Linked DNA regions of Mus musculus: regions 1 and 2 are each linked to region 3. The links are chromatin loops, found by intact Hi-C in ENCODE. Cell type or tissue: left cerebral cortex. All regions are shown on one strand. Links, peaks and the distances in the headings refer to the core of each region. The heading gives the core; the rest is flanking DNA. Region 1 overlaps Gpnmb (glycoprotein (transmembrane) nmb). Region 2 holds the start of Gpnmb (glycoprotein (transmembrane) nmb). Region 3 holds the start of D030074P21Rik (a long non-coding RNA gene).

Evidence for each region. Hi-C counts contacts between places; a loop is a spot of excess contacts. Peaks named below come from ENCODE experiments on the same cell type or tissue, not always from the same donor. Only the 100,000 strongest peaks of a DNase experiment are listed, where the experiment ranks them.
Region 1: a loop joins it to region 3, with 4 times the contacts of the local background. A loop is called at or near these places in 20 of 42 quality-filtered maps.
Region 2: a loop joins it to region 3, with 2.3 times the contacts of the local background. A loop is called at or near these places in 2 of 42 quality-filtered maps.

Annotation. Positions count from the first base shown.
Region 1 is chr6:49,051,724-49,061,868 of GRCm38, reverse strand. It overlaps Gpnmb (glycoprotein (transmembrane) nmb), which reads right to left. Exons shown (of 11, transcript NM_053110.4): 9 at 9,843-10,051; 10 at 6,155-6,248; 11 at 3,687-5,708. The coding sequence ends at 5,555. Among named protein-coding and RNA genes, the nearest start is that of Malsu1, 17 kb to the left of the region's middle. In left cerebral cortex, for the core only: CTCF peaks have their summits at 4,007 (motif pointing left) and 4,636; DNase peaks (open chromatin) are centred at 4,010 and 6,227.
Region 2 is chr6:49,033,777-49,043,921 of GRCm38, reverse strand. It overlaps Gpnmb (glycoprotein (transmembrane) nmb), which reads right to left and starts at 7,404. Exons shown (of 11, transcript NM_053110.4): 1 at 7,130-7,404; 2 at 1,003-1,155. The coding sequence starts at 7,199. In left cerebral cortex, for the core only: a CTCF peak has its summit at 4,238 (motif pointing left); a DNase peak (open chromatin) is centred at 4,213.
Region 3 is chr6:49,204,602-49,214,746 of GRCm38, reverse strand. It overlaps Igf2bp3 (insulin-like growth factor 2 mRNA binding protein 3), which reads left to right. Exons shown (of 15, transcript NM_023670.3): 1 at 1-450; 2 at 1,420-1,480. The coding sequence starts at 276. It overlaps D030074P21Rik (a long non-coding RNA gene), which reads left to right and starts at 1,487. Exons shown (of 2, transcript XR_869057.2): 1 at 1,487-5,757; 2 at 7,880-8,937. In left cerebral cortex, for the core only: a CTCF peak has its summit at 6,263 (motif pointing right); DNase peaks (open chromatin) are centred at 5,591 and 6,216.

The DNA of each region.
Region 1 (10,145 bases), core at 1,921-6,920, 150 kb after region 3:
TGAGACATGCTTTATGCCCATTATCTGCTGCAGTAGTTGCCAGCCTGCTTCTCTTGGCTCATTCATAAAGGATTATTTGTCATGTGTTCAGTGAGTTGCTTTTAATTGTGAGCCCATGTTCTTGAGGTTTTATCTGTGGCTTGGCATTCCTGCAGAGAGAGTTCACACGGCTTCTGCCAGGCAGGCAGACAGATGCATCCAGAACTACTTTAAACATGATGTTTAGCTCTTATTTTTTTGTGTTAACCTATGTTCATTTTAAAAACTTATTTGTGTTTACATGTTTGTATAAATGTTCACCCCATATCCATTGAGTGCCCTTAGAGTCCAGAGCAGGATGCCAGGCTCCTTGGAGCTGGAGTTCCAGGAGGTAGTTGTGAACTTCCTGACATGGGAACTGAACTTGGGTTTCCTGGTGGAACAGTTGGCACTCTTAAACAGCAAAACCACCTCTCCAGTCCCTGTAAATTCTTGTTTTGAGATCACAGGTTAGGAATTCTAGACCCTGTAGGCCCCAGCATATGCCCTGCTTCCAAGTGGGTCTCTCTGCTGCCTGTGTGTGGGTTTTCTCTGTTTCATTCCAGGTTATTAATAAGGATCCTGGCTTTATTCAGGAGAATCATTTTGGCAGTGTTGGGCTCATGGGGCTTCTTGCATTCTGTCCAGGCTTCCTCATTTACTGATCTTCAACCCAAAGACTGACTGAGTCTCTCTCTCTCTCTCTCTCTCTCTCTCTCTGTGTGTGTGTGTGTGTGTGTGTGTTTTGACTGAATGTACATATGTGTACCACAGAGGCCAGAAGAGGGCTGGGACTAGAGTTACAGGCAGTTGTGAGCTGCCATGTGGGTGCTGGGAATCGAACCCCATTCCTTGAACTGGAAGAGCAGCCAGTGCTCTTAACTACTGTGCCATTTCTGCAGTCCCAAAAATTGAGTCTTGGCATCCACACTTGAAGGCCCCCAGGTTGTCTGTTTATTTGCCCCTCCTGAGAAAACTCTGGCTCAGTGCTGGTTTTCTCCTGTTGTCTTTTGGGGGTGGGGGTAGGGTCATGAAAGAATCCTCTTTTAGTTTCCTGCCAGCTCAATCAAGTGTTGAAAGCTGGTGAGTCCTTATTCAGATTCCTCCTGACAGGATTCTTAGGTGCTGGAGAAGTGACTGCCTTGCAGAAGAACCCAGTTTGGTTCCCAGCACCCACGTCAGGCAGCTGACAACTGCCTGTAACTCCAGTTCTAGGGGGATCTGCTGCTCTCTGGCCCTCTGAGCAGTCTCTCTCTCTCTCTCTCTCTCTCTCTCTCACACACACACACACACACACACACATACACAGAGAGAATGGGAGGGGGAGAGGGAGAGAGAGGAGAGAAGAGAAGCATTGACTTGAAGTTTTCTGAAAAATTCTTGTTTTCCTAATAGTTTGGATCTGAGAACTACTCTAGGTCACAGATAGGCAGGCTGTCAGTAAAGGGTCAGGCAGCAAATACAGGTGTTGAAGGCTCCTGTGTCAGAGCTACCCAGCTGTGCTGCTGTAATGGCTGAGCAGCAGCTGAGAGCACATAAATGAAATGTGGCTGTCCAGGCACTGAGGTATGTCTACTTGGAGGCGAAGGGAGGAAGAGAGGAAACTATTGAGCCACTAAGCCCTGGAGTTTAGGGCCTAGGTAACATAGTGAGATCTTGTCTGGTGGTGGACGAGGATGGGGGGAGGAGGGGGAGAAGGAGGGGAAGGAGGTGGGAGGAGGGAGAGAGAAATGGTGGAAAAGAGGAGGGCGAGCAGGGGAGGAAGAGGAGAGAGAGAATAGTAGATCTTTACTTACGCATACTGAACTCTGCATTTCAGATAACTGTTTTGTATCATTTGGGATGGCTCTGCTTCCCCTCCCTGCTTTCTTTGCTTATTTTTCTTTCTGTGCTGGGATGGAACCCAACTATGACTCTTCATTTTTTTCCCCTAGCCATTTAGAAGTATAAAAACTATACGTTGCTTATGGGCAGAAGCATGGCTTTGGCAGGGGAACTGAAATCTGCCTGACGTGGAGTATATTAGCTTCCTAGCGGCTCTGTGGAAAAACGGTTAACTTTGTCTCCATTTTCCACAGAAGAGCGTCAGAACCTGAAGACTCAGAAGTGGCCTCCCTGTCCTCTCCATCATTTGACAGATGAGGGGCAGAGAGGGAGACAGGCTCTGGGCATCTTGCTAGCGACAGCATGATGACACAGGCTGTCCCATTCTAGCCCTGTCTACTTTCCTACACTCGTTCAGTTCCAAGCCAGAGTTTACCGTTGTCTCCACAACCACAGAAACCTCCTGCCACAAAAGCTAAGCCCTGGAGTTTAGGGCTAGCCTAGGTAACACAGTGAGATCTTGTCTGGTGGGGGGAGGGGGGTGGAGCTCAGCAACAGCTCTTGTCTTTTCAGGAAAGCAGAATTTGTTTCACGCATACACTCAAAGTAAAGACTGGACTCAAGGGCTGATATTTGTGTTGGCATCCGTGTAGCTGTATTGAACAGCATGATTGCATTGGTAGTATAAGGGCAGTTTGGTTTGTAGATGACGTTGTGAGATGCCTGGGGAAGTTAGGCACAGACTGAAAACTGGCTAAGTACTAAAGCCATGCAAGTGCAAAGGGCCTGCCCGAGTTACTGTTCTACCTCTGTGCAGAGACACCACGACCAAAGACACACTTATAAAAGAAAACATTTCATTAGGGGCTTGCTTACCGTTTCAGACGGTTAGCCCATATTCATCGTGGCAGGAAGCATGGTGGCAGGCTGGCGTGGGATGGAGAGCTTACATCCTTACCCACAGGCAGGCAGGCAAAAAGAGCAAGACTGGGCCTGGCAATGAACCCCTCCCCCAGCAACACACCTCTCCCAACAAAGGCACACCTCCTAACTCTTCTCAAACCAACTGGGGACCAAGCACTTAAATATATAAATCTGTGGGGCCATTCTCATTCAAACCACCACAGGGCCCATAGGAGAGCTCTGATTCCTTGTAGAATCTTAAGGATAAAGGGGATGGCTATTGACTACAAACAGAAGTTGCCCTTGCAGGTGAAGCTGAGGCCAGTGGGTGGGCCAGAACCCAGGTCAGTGAAGTCACAGCAGTGACCACATGAGCAGTGGCTTACTGTGCTGGTCTGGAATCCCAGCTCCACAAACTCAGTTTTGTGTCTCTTATTATCTCTTCGTTCTCTCCTAGACCCAGAACCACCCTAGCATTCAATAAAAGATGATTAAATGAGCAAAATCAGTCTGCAACGGTTGATCCCTGGAAGCAGACCTTTGAATTTTCATGGTATTTATTCCAGCAGCATTGGAAGCCTCCTTCAACATCAACCAGCCAACCAACAACAAATAAACAAACAGCAAACAACAGACAAACAGCTAACATCAACAAACAACTGCAACAAACAACCCAACAAGTAACAACAACAACAACAACAAACATCAACAAAACACTTTCAAAGAATTGTTCCCCCACTAGGGTTCCCCCAAAGGAGGTCACCCTCATCCTCTGGAAGACTGTCTTTTCATCTGCTCTTTGTGTCACTTGAGCTTAAGAGTTCTGTGCATTCTGTGTGTGATGGGTACTTTGAGTGCATCGCCTTCAAACTATGGGATTTTCAGATTATGAGAATTTCAATCCAGGGAAACAGATATTTGTGAATTACTCAGAGATGCTTAGGATGCAGACATTTATAAAAGCCCTAGAAATAAGCAATTCCTGGAATAATTTGTTACATACACATGTACTTTTCGTGAGAAGTTTTAATTCTCAGCCAACATCAATCAAGCCATCCCTGTCTCTTAGGCTATTTCTTCCATTCTGCAGACAGTTCCCTTACCAGGGTCACTTGGAAAATATAAATCGACACAATTTACTATTTCAGACTTCTTTCCTACTACTAGATTAAAATTTGTTTAGATGAAGCTAGATAAACAAAGTCATGGACCTGCCGCTTTGGTGGCTGTTCTGTATCTGCTGTTCTCTGCTGCCCCCTGTTGACCTGAGCAAGGAAGTGATCCCAAGCCCAGCCTTGCTCATTCTTGTCCTGGAACCAGCAGAATAAGGATTCTCTGTTGGTTTCTCAGAAATCCAAATTATGGGGTCCCACCTCCACAAGACAGTGTTTGGAACCATGGGGTGGAGTCTAAGCGGTCTGTGGATTCTGCAGCAACCTGAAATCAATGTCCTGTTTTGGGTACTAGTGAACGGGCTCCTTAGTATGTAAAAATCAATCAATCAATCAATCAATCAATCAATCAATCAATCAATCAATCAATCAAGCTTCTTCACGTGTTTCTGTCCCCAGGCTGAGACTGTAACACAAGGCTGTACCTGCACTCATTCTTCCATCAGGAGCAGTAGCGGCCATGTGAAGTGAGTCAGAGAGGGACAGCATACCCCTTCTACAGCTGAGACAGAGGCAGAAAAGACTCCTAACATGCCATGTCACTAGGTCACAAAGCTTTAGATGTCAGGGCTCGGTTCAGATACAAGGCTGCTGTTGGGATGCCTGTGCCCAGGACTCCTTCAGTTGCTCTGGGCTCCTTGGCTGTGGGGCTGTCCCGCAGGCACAGGGTGTTCAGCAGCCCTGGGCTCTCCCCACTAGATGCCAGTAGCACCCCACCCTAGTTTTGACAACCACAAATCTCTCCAAACATTGCCAAACACTCCTGGCTGAGAGGCCCTGTCCTAAGTGGTCAGCAATTTTTACATTCTTTGGAGACAATTTCCAAACAAAAAGCTTCTTTTTGCTTCTAGGCCACCTAGTGGGGGGGGGGGGTGTCAAAGTACCAGACTGAATGTTGGTCCTCCACAATGCCTCAAAAATGAGCAGTCATTCTATAATACCATCATATTTATCCAGTTGTCTACCTTCATCAAGGTAGATACAGTCTGGACTCTCAGATCTCACTTGGTTGCTATTAAGGGTCTGCTGGTATAGAATAGACAAGGTCTCATAGGTCAAGTGCAGCCCACCACATGCTTTATAAGTGTCCATGGATAAATGAATGGATGGGTAGTTCACTGAACTACACAGGGAAAATTTTCTCCCCAATATAATAATCACACAGCTTATTAGACTGCCTTTTTAATGAGTAGAATATGTACACACACGCACCATACACAAAGCCCGGGCCCATTATAATTTTGTCAGGAGCTCAGGCATGCTCAGTGAGTTGGAAGGCAGATGAAGCATGGCCTTCAGGTGGTGATTAGCTGGGTTCATGCCCATGTTATGTGGAAAGCTGAGGCATCTGTGGTATCTCCCCCAGTTAACCTAGGACCTTAAGTAGCAGTGACCCCACCTCCCCTTCAGACACAGCGTGTCCACCCCACGAACAGTGTAAAAACCACAATACAGATGGGAAGAAACACTAAGTCTTCCCATGTCTTCTCTAAAATGCTATTTAACCACACTCCCTAAGCCACGATATACATTTTACAATAATCCTTAGAGAACAACAGTTCCCAGCCACATACTTCTGCACAGCTCACATACATGCACAGAAGAGTGGGTTCCTGGTCAGAGGGAAGGCCAAAGACTTAGAGTGTCCTTGGCTTGTCCTGGAGCAATGGATCCTTCTCCTGGTCTCCTCGGAAGAACGGGGCTTTCGCGTGACTGAGGAGAACACTCAGGCCCTTGCCCTTGACCGTGTTCCTGGGGCAGTTTCCTATTGGCTTGTACGCCTTGTGTTTTCTGAAAACAATGTGTTGGACAGGACTTTAAAAATATCTTCAGCTGAACTAAATTCCTTTCTATAGCGTTTCTCATGACAGGTGCAAAAGAGCGAATTCCACCCAACCCAGTCTGTCGCTTGGAACACACCAGCATCACAGGAGAGTATAGCTATTTTCTCTTCAAGCAAGAAGCACTCACTTTGAGATTTCGTTAAACATTACAAAAACCAATTTTGTCAAGTTACTGACATCTGGTAGCACTTTCAGGATTAAAACAAACAAATCCCAAGCCATAGTAAAATTAATAGGTCCCAGTTTGGTATTTGTGGTTCGATGGACCACATTTCCTCTCATACACATAATATTTAAAAGGAAGAAAGGAAAATGGCACATTCATACAGACGAATGCTATTTGCTTTTGACTATCTGCTATAGAGATGTAAAGTGTTAAAATCAGAAACTTACTTGTACAGCAAGATGGTAACCATGGTGACAAGCACAGCCAGGCAGCCGATGGAGATCAGGACACCATTCACTGCTCTCAGAGGGGAGTCTGGGTCTTTAAAGCAGAAGGAAAACTGCATGAGTTAGGCTGCATTCCTCCATGGTTGGAGGACATCTGCTTGTGATGCTATTGAATAAACGAGCAACCGCTTTCAACTGCTTTCAACACCAAGGGGCTAAAAGGCTCTCACACTCCATTGTGCTGGCCTCTGGCCTCATCTCAGGCTCTGTGCTTGCCCCTGTCCTAAAACCTCTGAAATTCTGTGAACCGTGCACAGCCCCTGCTGGGACAGCCCTTCCCTGGCTTCTCTCAGGTTTCCTCAGTCGCCCTGTGCCCTCGAGCGTTTCAGAGGGAACCATCTCTCCTCTGTCACTACCCTGCCTGCCTCTTCCTAGGCCTGGGTCACATTGTGTCTTATTCCTTCCCTCGTCTCATCTGTACCAATGACCACAAAGGCAGACACTTTGTCTTCTTTCTCCTCTGTAACCAGCCAGTTCTGTCTCCATCCCAAAGCATATCTGGTCATCCGAGCTGCCTCTGCTCTGCCACTGTCACCATCTGGTCCTCCAGACCCCTCCTAGAAGGTCCTCTTTACCGATTACAATTGTCTTTCCATCATGTGATGATAAGATCTTCTCACAGGTGAATGCCTCACCCTTGCTTACAGAATGAAACTTCAAAGACTCTAACAGTAGCCTTGGTGTGATTTCACTGTTTATGTTTAGGTCTTAGTTCCCAGGAGGCCCTCTACCAAGATGGTATTACAGAACAGCAAGACTTGTCCCACACCCTGTCTAGGGCTCTAACCACTGCCTTCACCTCCACTCCAAGCTCCCTCCTCTCCTTCCTCTGACTGTTTTTTTTTTTCTCTTCAAGATACCATCTTGTTAATTTGTTTCTTGCCTGGGTTTAAAATAAGTCTGATTATATATTTTGAGTTGGGACCTAACTGACAAATTCATAGGTAAGCAACACCACCACCACCCCACACACTCACAAACACACACACACACACATACTCACACACACATACTCACACACACACTCACACACACACACTCACACACACACTCACACACACACTCACACACACACATACTCACACACACACTCACACACACACTCACACACACACTCACACACACATACACACACTCACTCACACACACTCACACACACACATACACACACTCACACACACACACATACACACATACACACTCAAAACAAAAAACAAGGGGCTGGAGAGATGGTTCAGTGCATATGAGCACTAACTGCTCTTCAGAGGACTTGGGGTCAATTCCCAGCACCCACATGGCAGCACAATAACCCAGTTTCAAGGGGATCTGATGCCCTCTTCTGGACTCTACAGGAACTGTACCAGTGTGGTACACAGATGTCTATGCAGGCAAAATACACACACACATAAAATAAAATTTAAAACATCTCAAAAAGCCGGGCAGTGGTGGCAGACGCCTTTAATCCCAGCACTTGGGAGGCAGAGGCAGGTGGATTTCTGAGTTCGAGGCCAGCCTGGTCTACAGAGTGAGTTCCAGGACAGCCAGGGCTACACAGAGAAACCCTGTCTCGAAAAACCAAAAAAGAAAAAAAAAATCTCAAAAAATAAACAAACAAAAACCCCAAGTAACATCAAAAACCAACAGCCAAGAAGCTGGGAGGTTGGCTCAGCAGTCAAGGGCACAGTTGCTTTTGCAGAGGATCTGAGTTCTTTGAGTAATCATGTCTAGATGTTCACAACCAACTGTAAATCCAGATCCAGGTCCTTCGACAGCCTCCCCTGGCCTCTGTGGGCACCTGTATGCACATACATGTGCACACGATCTTGAGAGCACACACACACACACACACACACACACATGCACACACCCACACCCCAAATCCTTTAAAACAAAAAACAATTAAGTTTCAGTCAACCATAAGCAGCTTAATTGATTGACTCCAGGCCTCAATTAGCAGTCAGCAATGGTTGCTCCTAGGTTCTGACAGCCAGTTTGGGGAGCTGTCAATGGGATCTGGTCTGGGCCACTTCTGACTCCAGTGTTGCTCAGTTTGGTGCTTAAACAAACTGTGAAATTGAATTGGTCTAAACGTTTTCCTATAACATCTGTTACTGCTCAGGGAAGCAGGGGTCCTCCCTGTTTTGTTCCTTAGTCAGTGACTTCTGTCTTGTGCAGAGCTCTGTGCTGAGCATGAAGCAGACAGCTTAGTGACTATCAATCAATAAAGAGAATTTCAGCTAAATATCAGTGAGTTTTCGGTTGAGTTCTCTATTTCTGAAATTCTGATTTTGAAATTTGAGTTAATAAGTTAGAACACTCACTGGATTACAGGTTTTTCGTTCGTTTGTTTGTTTGTTTTTGTTTTTTGTTTTGGTTTTGGGTTTTTTGTTTGTTTGTTTCTTTTTCTGACTTTTCTCCTTACTGCTCTGTGTGGGTGCATGGTTGCATGTGTGTGTATGGTTGCATGTGTGTGCATGATTGCGTGTGTGCATGGTTGTGTGTGTGCATAGTTGTGTGTAAATGGTTGTGTGTGTGCATGGTTGCATGTGTGTATGATTGTATGTGTGCATGGTTGTGTGTGGGGGGTTGTGTGGGTGTGGGTGCACTTGTGAACATGTGGAGATAAAGGAAAACCATGGGTGTCATTCCTCTTTTTGTTTGAGAATGGCTTTCTCTTTGGTTTGGAAATTGGTCAAGTGTGTTAGACTGAACGGTGAGTGAGCTTCCAGGAGTCTGTCTGTCTCCACCTCCCATCTTACCATTGTTGGGATTTCAGGTGCACATCACCACTCCTGGCTTTTTGTGGGGGTTCTGGGGATCTGAACTCTGGTTCTCATGCTTGCAAGGTAAGCACTTGACTGACTGAACTAACACACACTCTCTCTCTCTCTCTCTCTCTCTCTCTCTCTCTCTCTCTCTCTCTCTCAGGTTTTGTTATGTGCTATACCCGAGTTGGACTTGTACTTGCGACCCTCCTGTATCAATTTCGTGAGTACTGGGAGGTAGGCATGTGTCCCACACCACACCTCCCAGTTTCCTGTTTTTTTTTTCTTTTCTTAAGATGCTGGATTAGAAGCCTGGTCTTGTTGGCTCACTCATGCCAAGAAAGCGCCCCACTGTTATGTTCCATCTCAGCCTCCTTCCTTCAGATCTCAGTCACTCACTACAACAAAAACAGCCCACACAGGAAACCTGCAGTTTGCCAGTACAGGGGAACAATGTGGAACAAGCTAAGATTTTAAAGGTAATTCTGAAAGGCACAGGGCTGGGGCAGCCTTAGCTACACAGCTCCCGGAGGTCAGGAGACGGAAATGTTCCCAGCCTCTGGCTGCCCCGTTGTGGCTTTCTCCCCCCACATCCTCCCCAGCTCTCTGGCAGGTGCCAGTGTGCCCTGACCTGTAAGGGCAAGATGCTCTCTCCACCTCATTCTCAGTGCTACAGCCCTGGTAGACGTTGTTGTGAGTTACTGCATACCTAAGCCACATAGTGACAACTCAGTCAACGACAGCCAGACTGCACACGTGATGGTTCAAAGAACCTGGCCATGAGATAAACACTGCGAGTGAAGCCTTCGAGGGTGTATACTTCTGCCATAGGAAACATTCATAAGGTTATAAACAAACCTCACCTTTGCCAGGGATAGAGATCAGGGTGCTGGTGAGGGCCAGGCTTGCATCATCTCCCAGAGTGAAATTCACACAGTAGGTGCCAGACCCATTGAAGGCTCTTCTCACAGACAGCAGGCACAGCCCATCCACAGCCACAGGGCTGCAGACCCGGTTCTGGGCGATCTGGCAGGTGGGGTCGGAGATGATCGTACAGGCTTCCATGGGGGTGCTGTGACATGAGACAGGGGTGAGGGCACATAGATCACAGGAGGGAGAAAAGAATGCAAAGTTGGAGGGGAGGTGATATTTTTGAAACAGGGTTT
Region 2 (10,145 bases), core at 1,997-6,996, 170 kb after region 3:
TAAGGACCATTCGACCCACATGCCTCTTTACAGTGGTTAGTGATTTCCTGATGCTAATGTTAGCTTTCACAGTACAACATCATAGAAAAAATAAGTAAGAGTAGTTAAAGGATTTTCTTTCTTCCTTCATTTCTTTCTTTCTTTTTTGTTTTTGTTTTTTCGAGACAGGGTTTCTCTGGATAGCTCTGGCTATCCTGGAACTCACTTTGTAGACCAGGCTGACCTCGAACTCAGAAATCTGCCTGCCTCTGCCTCCCGAGTGCTGGGATTACACCACGCCCGGCGCTAAAGGATTTTCTAATCATAGAAAAAAGTATTCACTGACGATAAGAACAAAGGGGGTTGGAGAGATGGCTCTGTGGCTGCTTTCAAGAGGATCGTGGTTCAACTCCCAGAACCCACGTGGCTGATGATCGCTCACAACAATCTATAACTCCAGCTGCACGGGAGCTAATGCCCTCTAATGGCCTCCCCAGCACCAGGCATACAGGTGGTGCACAGATATGCACACAGATAAAACACCAATACACACACATTAAAAAAAAAAAAAAAAAAAAAAAAAAAAAAAAACCTTTTGGATTGAAGAGGCACGTGTTGAAAGTTTGTAGACTTTAATCTGAAAACCAAATGACCAGAAGACTTGACTCCCGGCCTGTGTGGGATGATTCACTTTCTGGTAAGCCTCCCAGCATCTCTGGACGACCAGGTCATGTTGTAGCTTTTCTGAGGGTGCCTACGCTACGGTAGTCAACAGGCTGGAGGGCGAATCTGGCCGCTCTCTAAAATATTCAAAGACCTTGGACACGTCTAAAGTCCAAGTGATTTTGTGACCCTTCAGAAAGTGGAGCTGTTGAGGGAGGAGGGAAGCTTGCCAAGCCCAGGGGCTGCTCACTTTGCGCCTAGCGCACTGTCACTCACAGGACCCGGAGCCCTGGCATCGGAGGAGGTTGCCTTCTCTGATGCAGTGCAGCGGTGGCTGCGGGGGAGGAGCTTCCCACTTACCTTCCCAGGAGTCCTTCCACCTGCCGTCTCCCCTCCTCCACACTGGATACAGGTGTTCATCCCATTCATTTTCATCCGAAGACCAGCCACGTAATTGGTTGTGCTCTCTCATGTGATCGGGATACTGTTCATGGCCCAGCACATCACGAAATCCTGTGTTAGTATTTGAAAACCAGATTTTGTCAGTTCCTTCCACCTCTCAGCACTTCTGTGTGAATGGTCGATGGAGCTTTTCATTTCAATCATTGGGAAGCACATGCAGAATCTAACCAATACAGCAAGTGAAGAAATGTGCTTAAAAATAAGTCTGCGCCGGGCGGTGGTGGCGCAGGTCTTTAATCCCAGCATTTGGAAGGCAGAGGCAGGCGGATTTCTGAGCTCGAGGCCAGCCTGGTCTACAGAGTGAGTTCCAGGACAGCCAGGGCTACACAGAGAAACCCTGTCTCAGGAAAAAAAAAAAAAAAGTCAGCATGGGTATGTTGGTGCACACTTTTAGTCCCCATCCCAGATGTCTACTGAGGCTGGCGAGCAGTCTTAGCAGGTGAGGTACCTTACCGCGGACTTCCTTCTCTGGAACCCATATGGCAGAAGGAAAGCAGCGAGCGATTCACAGACTTGTCCACTGACCTCCACACATGTGTGCCCGTCCCTCTGCCCAGTACAAATAAGTAAATATGAACATAAACTAAGTCTACAGAAAGTGTTTTTAGAGAATTACAAAAAACATTTATTTTTTGATATTTATAGCATCTTACTACACGGCCCTGGCTGTTCTGGCACTGGGATTAAAGGCATGAGCCTTAAAGAGAAAATTTTGGCAGCCACCCTTTCTAAGCTCTACTTAACATAGCCTCCAAATATTTAGGTTCAGTAGTAGTATCAAGAGGAGACTTGGACAGCATTTTCCTCGTACAGCTTTGAATCTTTCCCAGGCCTTTACCCTCTTGTCTACAGGATGCAAAGTTTGGGGATGCTCCCAGGATGCCAAAAGACAAGTGTGTTAGCATGGGAGATCCCATGGTAAAACTCTGTGCATACATCGTGGTGAACACTCTCTATATATTTGTGGAGTAAGGCATTTGCATCATACCTGAAACCAGGGAGTGGAGACAGGAAGATTGCCGTGAAATCAAGGCTTGTCTGGGCTAAAGAGAGACTTTGTCTTAAAAATAAACACCCTGACCCGCCCCCCCTCAAAAAGCCCTTGTATAGTCTCTGCTTGTTAAATAGAGAGGTTTAAAAAATGTTATTTGAGAGCTGGGCATGGTGGTGCACATCTTTAATCCCAGCACTCGGGAGGCAGAGGCAGGCGGATTTCTGAGTTCGAGGCCAGTCTGGTCTACAAAGTGAGTCCCAGGACAGCCAGGGCTACACAGAGAAACCCTGTCTCAAAAAACAAAAACTAATCAAATAAAAACCTCATGTTATCTGGGTTAGGGTTGGAGCTATTTCCTTTACTAGTTCCAAGTCTTTAAAAATGCATTAGAAACTCTACTGTTAGGTCTAGCTGCATTTAGAATTATGGATTTCTTGATTGAATTGACTGTTTTTATTAGTAATTAACTCTCTTTGTTCTTTTTTTTAAAAAGATTTATTTGTTTATTATATATAAGTACACTGTAGCTGTCTTCAGAGACACCAGAAGAGGCTATCAGATCTCATTTTAGATAGCTGTGGGCCACTATGTGGTTGCTGGGATTTGAACTCAGAACCTCTGGAAGAGCATTCAGTGCTCTTAACTGCTGAGCCATCTCTCTAGTCCCCTCTCTTTGTTCTTGATAATATTTGTTGTACTGAAGGCTACTTTGCTAGTGTTTAATATATATTATATATAACAGATGCATATGTACATAAACTTTTTCCATTGTTTTACTTTTTCCAAAAAAGACTTCTTTACTCTTATTTTATGTGTAGGTGTCTTATATCTATGTCAGTGAACTATGTTCCTGGTGTGGCCATGTTCTGGATTCCAGAAGAGGGCACTAGATTCCCTGGGACTGGAGTTCAGACAGTTGTGAGCTGCCATGTGGGTATGGGGAATTTAACCTCTGAGCCATCTCTCTGGACCCTACTCTCCCATTTTTTTACTTCTAGCCTGTATATTTTCTTATTTAATGTGAGGGTGTTTTTTGTTTTTAGCACATAGTTGTGCAACTATAAATCAAATCTGAAAATCTCTAACTTTTATCTGAAGCACTGAGGTAATGTACATATGATGTAATGACAGGCTTTCTGCATTTGAGCCTACCATCTTGATTTTTATCCATCTCCCCTTTTCCTGTCTCTTATCTATCCATCATGATGGATTTCCTATCCATCTTATCTATCTGTCTCTACGTTCTTTGCACGGAAAGAGGTGGATGTCCTGTTATTGTGTATGCCTCAGGTTTTTTTGGGGGGGGGGCAGGTGCCCCATATAGAATTTGGACTTGTGCCAAGCAGGCCATGCACCTATTAACCAGGCAAGCAATACAAATAGGATTGACTAGGAGTCATGGCACACGGGCTCTGTCATCAACAGGCTGTGTGATCTCAGGCCTTCAAATCAGACACCCCAAATCAGTGTCAGGACTGTTCCTACCTAGAACAGCCATTAATTGAGGAATGGGCACAAGGTTTATCAACAAACGTTTGTAAATGGAAGTTCACGTTGGAGATATGAGGGAAGAGTTAAGCTGCCTCCATTCAAACTAACTTTAGAGATGAACACATCTAGGTCTAGAGAGGTGGGATTTGCCAGGATCATCTTCAATCCGATGCAAAAGTGGATTCAGCTCCTTTCATGCCCAGAACAATCTCTTTTCACTGTTTCAGAGTCCACAGATTCTGAGGTAGACGCAATCAGAGCAAGGTCAGGCTGGTGTGTGACCCAGTGGTACAGTGCTTGCCTGGCCTGCAAGGGCCCTGGGTTTGAACTTCAGCACTACCAGAAAACGAAAAACAACAGCGACAAAATCGCACCCGATTTCTCCTCTGTTCCTAAAGTTCAGAAGTCAAAGAGAAAAACGGGGGGGTAGGGGGGGGCAGCGTGGGGCGGCGGGGACAGGGATGGATGGACAGGGAAGCCAAGAGCTGACCCGTTCAGTCTGCCCTGGCAGAGTTCACACGAGACACAAATTCGTTCAACAGAGGAGCTGGAAAGATGACTCAGTGGCACAGTACTCTAGTTTGAATTTTAGCAGCCATGTCCGGGGCTCACAAACGCTCCCGCTCCAGGAGATCTGGCGCCCTCTTGTGACCTCTGCAGGCACCACCATTACAATAAAATACGACTTTTTAAAGATTTAAAAACAGAGAAACCCTGTCTCAAAAAAAAAAAAAAAAATTAACCCAATAAAGAAAAGATACATTTTTTAAAAGAGCAGCAAACAGAGATGAAAACATAAGGATTTAGGATGAGGCAAAACTTCTTAGATGAACACCAAAAGTATAATCCATAAAAGAAAAACAATGATGTATGAAATTTTACTCAAGTAAGAAACTTCTGCCCTGTGACATCCAGTAGAAAGAAGTAAAGGAGAGTGGAGAAGACCAAACTTCCACCAATATTAAAAAGCAATTCTAATTTGAAAATGGGAACAGATATGAGAGAACACTTCAGAGAATGTATGGACACTGAATACTAGAGGATTGTTGACGAACCCCCCTGCAGACCTATGGAGCCACTACCACCAATTGGGCCACCACACACTTCTGGCAGGAACCTGAGAAGGCACAGCCACCCTGCTAAATTCTACAAAGACTCGACGTAGCGTAAGCATTATATATAACTTGTCCAAATTGTACTTTTTAGTACGAATCCGAGGGAAATGGACATGAGGAGTCGTAGCATCTTGAGCTGGAATAGCTCTCTGTCCTTTGGTGGGTGAGCGGTTAAAGTGGTACTTTATGACCATGGGCGACTACTCAGAAAGAACAAGGAACAACCTATTTGGTACAGCAATGTCAATAGATCTCCAGGGACTCACACTGAGGAGAAACCCAAGCCGATGTCTAAAGTTCATACGACTAAGTTCCCTTGTGTGGCATTCTGGAAATGCTAAGATATTTACATGGACAGACTCCTAGTGGCCAGGGATTGGAGCTGGGTAGAGGAGGGTATTTGGCTATAAAAGGGCATGGGTAAAGGTTGTATTGGAATCTGCCTGAATTATTCCTTTCAATTTCACATGAGTACACCGTTAGCCTAACACATGGAAGTTCAACTTACAACCAGACAAGCCCGATAATAAGCAAACTATAACGGGAAAATGGGGCGCGGGGGCAGAGTGGAGGTAACCCTGAGTTGGTTACCTTCTCTTCACCCCAACTCCTCATGTTCGGGCTGCTCACTACCTGCCTCCTATGGATTGCTAACCCCTACAGGGCTTGCTCATTGTGTCTGGAATATTTAGTACAGTATAAGATGAGCCCAAGAATGCCTGGGGCTTTGAGACTTCTATTAAAAGTCCATACCCTTCAAGTTCTGGCTACTGGTTGGGTTTTTGTTTTGTTTTTCCTTGGGGGGGGGGGTAGTTGGTTGGTTTTTTTTTTTTTTTTTTTCAAGTCAGGGTCTCACTATGTAGCTCAAACTGTCCTAGAACTCACTATGTAGACTAGGATGACCCCAGACTCACAGAGATCTACCTACCTCTGCTTCCTGAGTGTTGGGATTAAAGACATGAACCATTTATCCTGGCTTTGGCTACTGTTTTACCGACCCTCAAACTGTGGGTGAAAGGTCTTTGCTGGCTTTTCCTATTCTTATTCCTCTAGGTTATTATAACTTGTTGGCAGGAGGTATGGAGTGGGGTAGGGTGGGATAGGGGGAACAGAGGTGTGTAGCTCTGTCCTTAAAAATGCCATTGAATGTGTGTTCTGGCCACGTGCCCTTGCTAGCTGATCTCCCAAGACTCTATAGCCCACTTTTGTAAACGAGGAAAAGGAAATTTATTGAAGCTAACTCACTCATGGCCCAGCCTAGCAGTTGGCACATATTCAAGTCTGTCCTATCCCAAACCCTGGCAGGAAGAACTGCCAGGGAGAGGTGGCATGCTTCCCTACTGCCTGCTCTCTGTGTGACCTGAGCGAATTCCTGGCCCTCTCTGTGGCCTGTGGCCCGGTTTCTCATCTGGGGAAACTGGATAATTCCAAGGTCAGAGTCCCCTCTCTCTGTGAAGGCACCACACCTAGACACAAGATGGGCCGTTCCGTTTGTCAACCCGCTGCCTGCCATCTCTGGGTTTAAAATCCAAACTCAGAGGTGGAGTCTCAGGCAGGACGCCCCAAGTCTGGGGCATCACTGGCTTTGAGGATCCCTGGTTCGGGGCGCGGCTGTGATGGGGCTGGGCTGCTTGCCCTTTTGCCTGGCAATTCTTGGGTGCAGGGACCACAGCGGTTCCACTCTGCCTGGCCTGGGATCCACCCCAGCCAGGACAACCTACCCGAGGACCTGCCTTGCACAAGAGAAGGCAGGGGGTGACGAGATACTCCTCTCCTTTGGAACTGCCTGGCAACCAGCCAGGCGGCCACATTCGGGGTAAGGCAAGGTTCTGGACCGGGCTGGTCTCCGGCCCCTGGAAGTGAGGGGCCTTCTCTTTCCCCTGCTCACTAGCTCCGCTAAGAACAGGACAGCTACACCCTGGTCAGGACAAGGATGCTAGACCAGTATGTCCAACACTGAAAGATGCCTCTGCCACTCACTAGGAAGCTTTGTTAGTAGGGCCCCTGCCATAGAATCCGCCCAGGGTGGAGCCCCTCAGTATCTGCATAGAGTCCTCAGTATCTGCACTGAAGCAGCAGTTGGCCCTGCAGCGAGCAGAGGATGCGGTGGGATGGGGGAGTTCCGCAAAGTTAGCCAGAGCCTCATTTAAGAGCTCCGCCCTGTGAGCAGGAAGCAGATAAGGGTGATTTGGGAGACTTGCTTTATTCTGGGGTACAGGCTGTCCTCCCCTTCCAGCCTCAATCTGGCCAGAGTGGAAAAAGCTTCCAGGGGCCTCGTGGCTTTTGCTCTCCGTGAGTCCTAAGCAAAGAACACACTCCCAGCATTTGGAACAGACCCTGTCTGCGGACCCCCAAACTCCAGTCAAAGGGCCTGGCCCATCATTTGGGTCAACGAGTGTAAGCGCCCAGAGAGGACGGGACTCACGCTTGGCAGCCTGGAGAGGCAGTCCTGCAGCCAGCAGCAGAAATCCCAGGACCCCGCAGAGACTTTCCATGCTGACTCCGAGCGCCTGCAACCAGTCAGGGCTTGACTCTGACTCCCCAGTCCCATCCACCAGGAGTCACAGTGTCGGCCTCCTGCGATCCGCTCTGTTTTATGAAATACGGGGCCAGAGGGAGATCATGTGATGTTTTAAGCAGTGTGGCTTGATCTCCCAAATTCCATCGCTTAACAACTCGTGCTCATGAGTCACTTGCCCCTGGCATCTATTTATTGACTTCGGATGCACGGTGTTTTCATTTTGTGATGCCACATTTGCTCCTCCCCCCTTTCTCTCCCTCCCCCTCCATCTTTCCTAGCTTAAAGGGAGCTTTCTAACATCCTGTTCTGACATTCTTTACCAAACGAAACCTGGTCGTTGGTGGACTTTGTGGTTTCTCTTTTGTGTCACTTCGGTACTCACACTGAAACATCTTTCCAGAATCTGGACAGCCCGCGTTCTCTTCCCCCAGAACAGACAGATCCAAGGTATCATTTCAGTCAATGCCACTGTGCTGTGCATGCATGCATACAAACATTGCATGCTATGTCAGAAATTGCAAGTTCGGGACAGCCCACGGGCTTCAAGCAGAGGAGAAATGTACCCCAAAGCTAAAGTTTCTGGCATATCGACCTGGCTCTGCAGAATGCCCAGAACGAACTGCATCATTTTTGGTAACTTCTCTAAGATAGCTGCTCCAAGTAACTTCAGGCGACTTGTGGGAAGCACACTTGTATTGCCAAAGAGCAAGCATTAGGTGTGAAATCACCCGTCTCTGGAACATAAATGTCATGTGATTAAGCTGTTTCTGGTTGTAGACTGTGGAAACTTGGCCCTGTGACCCTCTCACTGTCAGGACACATCCCTAAGACTGTTTTCTGGGCAGGAGAAGTCTTGGTTGTGGCACACAGTGACTTACAGTCCATTGTAATTCAGGGACCAGAGCTCCTGTGGGGGAAAACCACGTGGAGCAGAAGTGGACGCAACCACAAAGAAGCAAAAGTCTCCAATGCAGAGGAGAAAGGGAAAGAACTGCTTTTGTGTAACATAAATCATATACAGAGCTCTGTCTGCTTGTTTACACACATGTAACCTTTCAATTAAAAATGAACACCCTCTTCTGGTGTGTCTGAAGACAGCTACCATGTACTCATAAGTAAAATAAACAAACATGTCGGTGAACTCCTTCAGTCCCAGCACTAGAGAGGCAGAGGCATCTGGATGTCTCTAAGTTCAAGCCCAGCCTGGTCCTACTTAGCAAGTTCCAGGGAAGCTAAGGCTACAGAGTGAGTCCCTGACTCAAAAACAAAACAAAAGTAAAAAAATCAGAAAAGCGAGCTTTTGTGCTGGTACGCTTGTTCAGTAGGTGAAGACATTAACCTACCAAGCTTGAAGATCTGAGTTTAATCCCTGGAACCTGTGTGGTGGGAAGAAGAAACTAACTTTTGCAAGTTGTCCTCTGATCTTCACACAAGAGCCGTGGCATGTGCCCTTATCCCCAACCCCCAAGCAAATGTAAAAACTGAAACAAGTTTTCAACTTTGGGCAAACCTCCTGGTAACACCTGAGGTGTTAGCACCCTTGGTCGCAGATACAGTTCTGGTTTGCATTTTTGGTTAGATAAGTGATCTTTGTCTTTAAGTAAATTGGATATTAAGCTCTTCTTCAATAAGTCTTTGTTTAGGAAGTTGCAACAATTAAATTATCTTTTACTTTGTGCCTTCCTTGCCCCATCATCAGAGTTGGTAGCCACTAGGCAGAAATGAACAAGAAATGGGAACATCATCTTCTTCATCATCATCTTCATCACCATCATCACCATCATCACTATCATCTCCTCTTCTTCTTCCTCTTCCTCCTCTTCTTCCCCTTCTTCCTTTTCTTCTCTCCTCCACATCTTTCTCCTCATCTCACCCTCCTCCTCTTCCTTCTTCTTCCTTCTCTTCCCCATTTTTCCTTCTCCTCCTCTCCCTCCACTTCATCTTGCAGAGGGCCTAGGTTCAATCCCCAGCACCATCACGATGACTTACAGCCATTTGTAACTCCAGTTCAAGGGACCTGACACCTTTTTCTGACTTCCTTAGGCATCAGACTTGTGGTACACGAACATTCACGAAGGTAAATCGCTCATACCTGGAACATTTTAAAAGGAAGTTTATGATTCCAAAGAGCTATACATAGGATAATCTGCTTTTGACAATCAGAAATTGCCAACATATCCAGGATCCAGGACATTGAGGAGGTATATTCATACCTTATTTTATCAAAGAAACATCATCTTGTAAAAATTTTGGAATAATTCACTGAAGGAAGCATGTGGATTATCAGGAATTACATCTGCTCTGCTTAGACCTCTGACGAGGGAGGCAGGCAGCAGGCACTGTTAGAGAAACATCCCTACCAGCCCTTCAGCACCTCGTATTGACTCTCCTTCAGGTGGCCACTGTTTGCCTTTGGAAGCTGTGCCTGGGATGTGGAGACTGAAGCAGCCACCCAAGGGGGCCGAAACCACACCCGGGAGTCACTGCTGGGTCTGGGGTGTGGCCTGTAACTTACTGGACAGCTGAAGATGATTTTGAACTTCTGATCCTCTTGGCTACACCTCCTAAAAGCTGGGATAGCAGGTGTGTGCTACCACACCTATATGGTGCTGGGGAGCTAACCTGGGGCTCTACGAGCTGGGCGAGTACTCTGCACTTCAGGGTCATCCCAAGCGCTTCCTCAGTTAACATTTTTCTTTCCGATTTTAGAAATTACTCAGTCCAGAGTGGGGTTTTAAAATGAGATCACAAAACCCAGTTAAGATCTAGTCCATTAGCCCTTACAATTATTTCTATGTGTAGTGTTTTGCCCACTTGTATGTCTGTACAACACACATGTGTCTGGAGGCCAGAAGAGGGTGTCAGATCCCTTGGGTGGTTATAGATGCTTGTGAGCCACCAGGTGGTAAGCACTCCTAAC
Region 3 (10,145 bases), core at 3,197-8,196:
CTCCTTTCTCTCGCTAATCCCGCCTCCTCCCCAGAGTTAGGAAGACTCGACGCTGGGCTCGTCGCTAGGCTTTTTCTTTCTCTCTTTTTTTTAATACCCAGAAGAGGAAAAAGGACCCTGGGATCTGGTTTTCGCCCGCCGCTCCCGTGCTTGGGTCACTGTGTGGGTTTGAAAGCCAAGAGGAGAGGAACAAAATCCACCGGCTCCATCCTCCGCCGTGGGTGCTTTTTTTAATTTAGCATTTTCCTCGGGTTTTAAAACGACCCCTTTTCACAATGAACAAATTGTACATCGGGAACCTCAGCGACCACGCCGGCCCCGCGGACCTGGAAAGTGTCTTCAAGGACGCTAAGATCCCGGTGGCGGGCCCCTTCCTGGTGAAGACGGGCTACGCGTTCGTGGACTGCCCGGACGAGGGCTGGGCCCTCAAGGCCATCGAGGCGCTTTCAGGTGGGGCCCGCGCGCGTGGTCGGGGCCTCCCCGTCTCCGCAGCTGCCATCCGGGACCCCGCTTGCGGGGCGGGTGGGGGTGGGGAGGGGGACGCGCTGTCAGTCGCGGGGCGCGGCGCGGCGCGTGCTGCAGGCCGGGCCAGGCGGGCCTTGGGGCCCAGCGTGGACGCCCGCCGGGCCCTCTGTCTGGTCGCTGTCCCCCAGCCGTAGAGAACAGAAAGTGGCCTGAGCCTACGCCCGGGGGGAGGCCGCGTCCAGGCGGTCCCGCTCCACGCCGCCGCGTCCACCTCGCGGGGTCGTTAGAGCGAAAGGGGCAGGTGGGCGGCGGCGGCCGGCTGTTGCCAGAACGGCAGCCCTGCCACGCGCGGCGCCGCAGTCCCGGCCCGTGCGCGCAGCCGCGGCCCGGGTGTCTGAGTGCGCTCTGCCTGGATGCCCGAGGGGAGAGCAGCTGTCCGTGCCTTTCGGTTTCCACCGTCCCCAGCTGGACTCGAGGCCGGCGCCTTGATGGGTCAGCGCGCGTGGACCAGCACCCCGGCCGCCCAATCTCCTCCTGGCACCCTGGCTCTTTAATCCCATCGCCCAGTGCTCCAGGCCAACCTGGATGTGGACCAGAAAGAAGGCCGCGCGCCCCCATGGCAGGCTGTTTGTTGGGGGTGTGTCTCTTGCAGACCTTGGGGTGCGGGGTGGCCCTTGGAGGGGGTCAGGAGGCGAAAATTGCAACCCAAGTGGTGAGCCTGACTCTTGCTCTCCCTCCCCAGCTTTCTGCAAGTTAAAAAGCCACACCCACCCGAAGGGTCAGCTCTGCACCCTCTCCTTGCCCTGCTCCTCCCTTGTCCTTGAGTCGGGTGGGAATCTTGGGGCCCTGCTGAGGTCACTGAAGCAGGGTGTGTTTTCTCTTAAAGACTGTAGATTTCAAGGTGGGGAAAGCTGCTGAATTTAGCCCGTCGTCTTGCCTCTTGTGTGTTCACAGGTAAAATGGAACTACATGGGAAACCGATGGAAGTTGAGCACTCGGTCCCTAAACGGCAGAGGTGAGCGGATTTACCCTTTTCTGGCCGCTTTTTAGGGAGGAAGCACAGAACACAGATGCAAACTCGGACCCTTTGGCTTACACGCTGGGGCCACGGTTCAGCTAGCTCTTTTTCTGCTTGCCTTTAAGTTTATGGCAGGTGTGTGTGCGCGCGCGTTGATAATTCTGGGACGTAAATGGGGGCTTGCCTGCGGCCCCTGCTTCTGGGTTATTGTTGCTGTTTTAAAAGCCTGTCAAGGAAGCTCTCACAGCTACATGTTCTTGGCAGAGCAGGTTTAGGTCTCAACTGGCAGCCCGAGTTTCAAAAGCCAATAGTCTTTGGGAACCTACGGGATTTAGAAGACAGGTCCAGGACAGATGTGGAGAAGCTGGTCCGCCGTGGTGGGCGCTTCTAATACAGGAGGAGGAACACAGTTGCTTTTGCCCTGGTTCACTGGCCAGCCAGCGGCCATTGGAACACAGTGAATGCTGGGGTCCTGGGGCCTTTCAAACACTCCAAAGTTGTTTTTTTTTTTTTGTTGTTGTTGTTTTTTTTTTTCCTAACAGTGCCTTTGTTCCAGCTCCTCCTGTCCCTTGGTGTATTTTGCTTACAAATAATCACCAAGAGACGGTGAAGGCTGGGGGAATCTGCAACTTCACTGAGATTTCTCTTCTATGAGAGCATCTGTAGCTGTCACTTTACAAAATATTTGCAGGCTATTTTAGCTACTGAAGCTTTTTGGAGAAGCGCCCCCCTTCCCCTCCCTCCCTGCCCTCCCCCCCCCCCCCCCCCCCCCCGACTCTGTAACTCTTAACTGGAAAGACTGAGGTTAGCCTGCTGGGTTTTGCAAGGTGGGGTTAGGGTTTCTGGCTGGCTTTTCAGTCTTCCCCCATTCCTAACCTGGAGCAAACAATAAGCCTGAAGTTAATTCAAACCAGGGCTGTGTGTATCTGGTTAAGTGTTTCTGAGAGTGTGCTCTGGGGGACAGAGGGATTTGCCCTGCAGAGACAGAGGGCAAGAATGCTGTGTGACTGTTTTGAATGAAGCTCTCTTCCACATGAATCACTTCACACTCCTCGTTTTAGAAATAAACTAGTGTGGATACTTGTAGGTTCCTTTTTAAGTCCTTGTTTAATTTCGCCTAAGATAATTGGAAAGATATTTGTGTAACCAGATTTAGGTCTATTTTGATAAGGGTCAAGTTATTTCATATAGTAGAATGTAGTCTTTTATTATTTTTGTTTACTCTTCTAAAGTAGATGTGGATAAAAAGTATCAAACTGATCTTGGTTTCATAGGAATTTAAACAATTGAGGCACAACTCATTTGCCCTTAAGAAGTTTAGAGACCTAGCCTGTGAATCAGCCATTTTGGAAAAACGAACCTTATTGCACACATGCTAGTTGGTTTCATGTTTATCCAGTGTGTCTTAGTGCTTGTCCCTCCGGCCCCCTTCCCGTCACTCCCCTCTCCCCCCCAATCTTTCAAGGGGTTGGTTTATGCAGGCGAGCACTCTACCACTTGAGGCACACCCTTAGCTCTTGGTTTTTAAATCCACTGTAGAATTAAAAGTAAGCAATACAACAAAACGAAGAGCTGGTGTTGTACCCTATTAGTAGAATGATTGCCTAGCATGCCAGAGGCCTTCCACTCCAGAATCCTTGGGCAGGGCAAATGATTATAATTAACAAAGGGACTGTTGTGAATTTAAAACATTAAATGTCTTTTTAAATTTAAAAACATTAAGTGAGTTTTTCAGCTCCAGCTAATGGGTTGACCTCAGTTTGCTGTATCCTCTGTTTTTTATTTTTGAAGTTAATGTCTTCCCATGTGTGGAGAATTAATTTAGGAACTTGGGTAACAACTGCTAGTCTTCCTCCTAAAGCTTTGCTTATGCTGGAAACAGTTACTTGTTACTGTTTGAATTGCAGGGTTCCTCTTTTGGAAGACTAGGAGATAGTAACAAGTGGGGGCAAATGTTTACTGGACGCTTGCTTCTTCAGTTTATTAATAACAACAGAAGCTTTTCCTGCCCTGGCCCCCCACCCCACTACCAGAATGCGTAGGGTTTTAAATGTGGTCTTACTAGCCAGTGACGTAGGCCTTACAGGTAGAGTGAAGTGAGCTGACGGAGTACCTTTCTGTTTTTCTGACTTGGGAGCAGTTGAGTGCTAGAAATCCTTTACTGAAGTGTTTTGCATAAAGACTTCTGTGTCTCTCTGGAAACTTTAGTGTTCATCTCCATTATAGTTTAGTTTTCACTGACCCTTGAAGCTGTGCAGTTCTTCTTATCTGGACCCTTCCATCATTTCACAGGCTCTGGAAGAGCCAGGAAGTGACCTGGCCCCTATGTGCGCACTCACCCACCTATGGCAAGGTGTGGATTATTTTGTTAGTGATTGATCATGTGGATTGCTTTGATAGTGACTTGATTGCACAGCACAGTCAGATCGATTGGTCGTCAGGGTAGCCTGCTGAACTTTGGGATGGAGTTTGTTATGCTTTGCAGTCATTTTCCACCACTATGTGGGCATCTGAGGCAGGCACGCCTACTTGCAGGGCAGTGACCTTTATACCTGTTTGCAAGGCATGTCGGGAGGAGCCGAGTGCTGGGGAATGTTTCTGGCCGCACTGAGAGGGATGGACAGGGGAGCAGGCACAGAGGTGATTGGATGCTTGCAGGCTGGCTGCAAGCTGAGCTGGGCGGGACCCGTGCAGGAAGGGGGTATTGTTGAGTTTGGTTCAAACCAAGCTTAGTTCCCCATTACTGAAGTCTCAAGGGAATGTGGAAGGAATGTGGCTTTTCTGCATTCAGACGCCCCTCTGTTGTAGATTACAGCGGAGTGCACAGGGCCCGAGGATCCCTGTTTGCAGAAAAGAAGCATGCTTTGGACTTTGAGATGGTGTTACACCCTCAGTTCCAAAATCAAGAAAAGATACAGCATGGGAAGGCTTGATAGCTTCCAGAGGCAGGCCTGATTTTTTTTTTTTTTTTTTTTTTAACTCTCGGATTTGAGGTGAGTGAGGAAGAAGTTTTGCCTAGGAAGGATTGTAGCAGTCCTAGGAAGGATTGTTTGGGAGGGCCTGTGGTGTCTGTAGGGCTTCTGGACTCTGCTGTTTGCTTATGTACAAGGTACCGCTGCCCTGTTTTCGTTATGCTGTGGGCTGTTGGGCACAAGAGAAGAAATGTAAAGTTGCTGACACTGCACAACTGAGACATGGTGGTTTTAGCTAAATTTCCATGACTTTCAGATTCATGATCCCTTTTTTCCTATTTTCAGTTTTTCACAGCCTACTCATATTTAATCAGAGTTGTGATTTATTTAGCTATTAACCTTGGTTATAAATATTTGAGTAAAGGAGAAAAAAAATCATAAGATGTTATAGTTAATATGAACCAAGAAAGATCCTTAGTTTGTGGTTCTAACACTCAAGTACTTCATATTCTTAACAAGAAGATAAAGAGAACAACCTACTTTGATACTGGAATCTTGTGCTTGCAGTGTCAGTTGAGTAGAAGTTGCTGGGACGTTAATTTCATCTCACTGTAAGTGGCTATTTAAAAACCTAGTGTGCTGCCTCAGTGGCTGTTAAGTGTAGAATAGAAGGATGCCCTGTGCCCATTAGCCCAGGACGTTGTAACTGCTGGCTGTGGGGCCAGCTTCAGAGTCAGGATAGCAAACACTGTTTTCAGCATTGAACATTTAAACACAAGCTATTCCTTAGTGGTCTGGGACAGATAGTCTCACTTTTGAATCGTGGCTTAACGTTAGGGAACTTGGCTGGGGAGGAATTTCAAGCAGAGTTATCTTTTCAGTGCACAACATAAACTTGGCACTGTGTGACTAAGTGCTTGTGGCTGGAGGGATTTTTTGATTTTTTTTTCCCCCAATTTCCTACTTGTTCAATATAGTTAGAATTTGTGAGATTTCTTATTTTGGCCTTAAAAGGATCTTTTAGGAAGCAAATGGATGTTGCTAAGTAGCTTCTTCTATGTTTTTTTCACAGTTGCCCTGAGAAAGATGTTACTGAAATATCACATGCATCCGGAGCCAATGGGAGTAGGGAGCCTGTCCTCTGAGCCAATGGGAATAGGGAGCCTGTCCTCTGAGCCAATGGGAATAGGGAGCCCGTCCTCTGAGCCAATAGGAATAGGGAGCCCATCCTCAGAGCCAATAGGAATAGGGAGCCTGTCCTCAGCTCTTGGCCCTGGTTTTTTACCTTTGTGGCTGCTGAGACTCTTGTTCAGGACCAGACGCCTTTTGTGACAAACTCTAAGGGGCATCATTCGTTCCGAGGTTTGGGCACTTTCCTGGAAGCAAATGGGTTCTTGGATAGGCTTCAGATTAAAAATATCTTTTGGAAGTACAGAGATCCAGTGCTTTCCCTCTGTGGAGCTTCACTTGAAAATTTCTGTAGCAGGGTAGTTACGTAGCTTTCCCCCACCTTTTTCCTGTGTACAACTTTCAGGCAGTCAGTGAGTGGAAAATTATCTTTGCCATGCTTTGAAGCCCTTTGTGAGCCCCGCCGCTGTGTGTGTTGTCATAGGCCCGGGATCTTGAATTAAAGCGAGGCTGTTGAACCACCTCCATTTTGGTGAGAAACTCCCCTGCAGTTGTCCTTAGCAGCTTCCCTAGCAGTAACTAATTCTTGACAGGTATGAATTATCTGTTTGCTCACTCTGACAGTTGGTTTGGACTGCGAGGAAGGAGAAGCAGAAAGATGGTTTGGCTGTGCTATTCTTAGCTCTGTTTCCTCTATCAACTGTTGCCTCTGATTCAAGCTTCCAGAGTCACAAGACAGGAGGTGGCACTGTGGTAGCAGTGACCAAAGGATTGCATTCTTAGTTAGGATTTCTGCCCTGTATGTCCGATGTTTACAAATTAATTGGCTTGTACTGCCAGGGTTTTGCTCGAAGGCTGGTGGTAGGCATACTTTGTAGTGCTCTGTTAAAATGGAAGGTTTAATTTATCATGACCTGATGTTCTGTCTGGTAAGTGCTTAGCATTAGTGAATAAATAGTATCAAATATTAACATGGGATGTGAATTTTATTGTCTGAAGGGGGGGGGGACGGGGACGGACGACACACGACCCGTACCAGTTGTACATGTTTTAAAGAATTATCCTGAGACCATTTAACTTGATTAGGAAATAGTTTGAACTTACTAAGAAAACCGTAGTAGAGCTGTAAGAGGAAACGACCAAGTGTAGATTTTCCTTTTCCTTGAATCGTAGATCTTGCTGTATGACCCAGGCTCACTGCAGGTTCTTTTCTTTTCTTTTCTTTTCTTTTCTTTTCTTTTCTTTTCTTTTTTTTTGTTTTTTTTTTTTTTTTTGTTTTTTTTTTTTGAGACAGGGTTTCTCTGTGTTGTCCTGGCTGTCCTGGAACTCACTCTGTAGACCAGGCTGGCCTCAAACTCAGAAATCCGCCTGCCTCTGCCTCCCAAGTGCTGGGATTAAAGGCGAGCGCCACAACTCTTTCTGTTTCTATGAGTCTGTTAGGTGGTTGGTTCTGTCCCACATGACTTCGTTTTGGGTGATTTACTAAAACTGGAATAAAGAGTCCTAGAGGAATCTCCCTCATAACTGGACCCTTGGTGCTTATCCTTGTAAAATCTTGGTGGTGTCAGTTAGTAGCCAAAAAAGGTCCTCCCCTCCACATCCCTCCCCTGAGATTGGCACGTTGTTATCTTTGTCTCATTAAGGAAATTTATCAGGCCAAACTGGATGCAAGAAAGATAAGGAAATAGTCTCTGTCTGCAGATGGTAGAGTTGTGTACATGATCATCATGGGAGGGGTTGGTGGGTGGTAGCCATCTTTACATTTTTACACAGGTGCTGGGGATTACAGTCAGAGTAGGAAGCTCTCTCCTGCAGCTTCATATCCCAGGCCTTTATTTTTTGGCATTGCTGTGTGGCCCAGAATTATCTCTAGTCTTAACATATATTTGGGAAAAATCTTTAACATTAATTGTTGTTTCTGCTAAAGGGGCTACTGGCTTCAAATGCTTGGAACAGAAAATTTATGAAAATTGGACTGAAGGTGTACCCTAGTGGTAGAGTGTTTATTATCTACCATATTCAAGTCCAGGGTTCAATTTTCAGTACTGAAAACATTTTAAAATTGTTTTTATCAGTAGAAATGGAGAACCAATCTCTGCTTTTATTTTCTTGGAAGAAATGTGTTTGTATTAGCCAAGGCTCTGTATGTTTCTAAGAAGCAGTCTCAGTAACTGCTGAAGAATGAGATCAGAATGTTGAGAATCAAGGATGACAAGATGTTTTGGTTAGAGCAACAGTGTGGAAGAGGACCATGATTGGAGAAGGGACAGACTCTGGGTGGAAGGTAGAAACTTTACTTTCAGCAATTTTCTAGTAGAAATAAAAAAGAGATGGAGAAGGCATTTGTATCTTTCAGTCTGGAGCTCAAAGAAATGAAGAAGGTGGATGGAGACTGACTCATGTGCTTGAAACCATCAAATTGTTCAAGATCATCAAGGGACTGAGCCTAAGGCTCTGTCGGAGGAGGGAGAAGCCACTGAAACAGGGTGAGCTAATTCTCACACCATGGTGATGTGTGGGATGAGAACTAGCTCAGTGCCATACAAAGAAACTCACCAGCAAAGTGAAAGTAACTTGGCAAGGCAAGCTCTTTTTGTAAAAAGGATTTGCCAGAGGGGTTGGAGAGATAGACCAGTGGTTTAGAGCCCTGGCTCCTCTCCCAGAGGATTCAGATTTGGTTCCCATCATCTATATGGCAGCTCCATATAAGGTAACTCCAGCCCCAGCAGATCCAATGCTCCCTCTGTCCTCTGTAGGCACCAGGTGCCCATGTGGTGCACATATGTATATACAGGTAAAAAGACTCATACACAGAAAACAAAAGTAAACAAGTCTCTAAATGAGTGGGGGAAAGGTGTGTGTATGTGAGTAGAGACTAGGAACAGAGATAGCCTTTGTGTTTCATCCCTAACTGAGGTAGTGACTGTGTCTCATCTCATTGATCAGAGTTTGACCTCACAGTCTGATGTGATTGGCTCTTCAGCAGGTAGGAGAAGGGGAAGAAGGATCAGGGAGTAACGAGTCCTTTTTGGGTTCACTGCCTTGATGGGAAAAAAAAAAAAAAAACACTTTCTTTACAATGGTCAGAGGGAGTGTTTTGAGGAAAAGTTAAATAGACTGGAAAAGGAGGTATAGTCACCTGGGTTGGGTCCTGCTCAGGAGTTCCGTGCTGTAGATGAGTATGTGAGTTGAGGTGGTGTTAAATCTCAGTCTTTGGTGCAGAGGAGAGGGCCCAACATTTAAGCTCGTTTTTTTGCTATTGCAGGGGACCCAGGACTCACATGGTGGCTCGTAACCATCTGTTACTCTAACATCCAATTCTGACCTGTAGGCGCCAGTCATCTACAAGATGCATAGACACATGTAGGCAAAACACTTATACACATAAAATAAAACTGAAAACAAGAATTTAAACAATCTGCCTTCATTTGCCTCCAGCGTGCTGGGATTAAAGACATAGAGACCACATCTATATATCTCTTAAAGAAAAATAAGCAACTAACTCATTATTCTGGTTCTACTGCTGAAAGAGAATGGGTGTATGATATTTCAATGACCTGGAATATAACATTTCTTCCAGATTTCATTTATTAGGCTCTTAATTTCTAGAAACAGTTATAAGTTTATTATTTCTAATTTGTTAGAGCTGGAAGATTCCCCTAACTTCAGTAAATCGTCTTGTTTAACAGACAAAACCTGTTTGTGACATCTGACCATGTCTGGTGCATTTCACTATTTCTGTTCATGGTGAGCTCAGTTTCTTGTTTGTTTTTTGGGGGGCGGGGTTTGAGACAGGGTTTCTCTGTGTAGCCCTGGCTGTCCTGGAACTCACTCTGTAGACCAGGCTGGCCTCGAACTCAGAAATCTGCCTGCCTCTGCCTCCCGAGTGCTGTGATTAAAGGCGTGCGCCACCATGCCCAGCTCGTGAGCTCAGTTTCTTAAACAAGTCATACTGCTTTTTACTAACATGCATTTGGGAAATCCTCTAGAGCTGTCTTAGCAAAAGGATGAGGTGAAGTTTAGATCTTCTGTAGAACATCATGATTTGACAAACAGAGTTTGAAATTGGTGGTCAAGTCATTATGGATAGCATAGGCTAGTTTTAATTAGTTTACTCTGTAGCTCAGGCTGGCCTCAAACTCTAAATTCTCTAGTCACAGCCTCCCCTACTGCTGGGGTTACAGGCATATATCACCACATCTAGCTCCTTAAAGTTAGTCATTTGGTTGTTTTGGATGCTGGGAGAAGTTAAGTATAGTTTTCATTTTACTCAACTTGTGCTACAAGAAATACGATCTTTTGAAAGTGCCTAAATTCTTCCTTAATTTTGAAAATCTCATGCCAGATGAGAGCAGGCTCTTCAGTTGTAAATTCTACCTTTGATGGCCACCTTAGCTGCAGGAATGAAGTGTTTTCTTAGATCAGCTGACCGTGAGGGACTTGGCTTCCTGTCAAGACTTGTGTTTGGGTAAGTTCTTTGATCAGTATCAGTAAAATGCTCTTTGGCACTGAAGAGCTGGCTCAGCAGTAAAGAACAGGTTAAAAGTAGGCATTGCTCTTCCAAAGGACCAGAGTTCAAGTCTCAGCACCAACTCATAACCACCTGTAACTCCAGTTCCAGG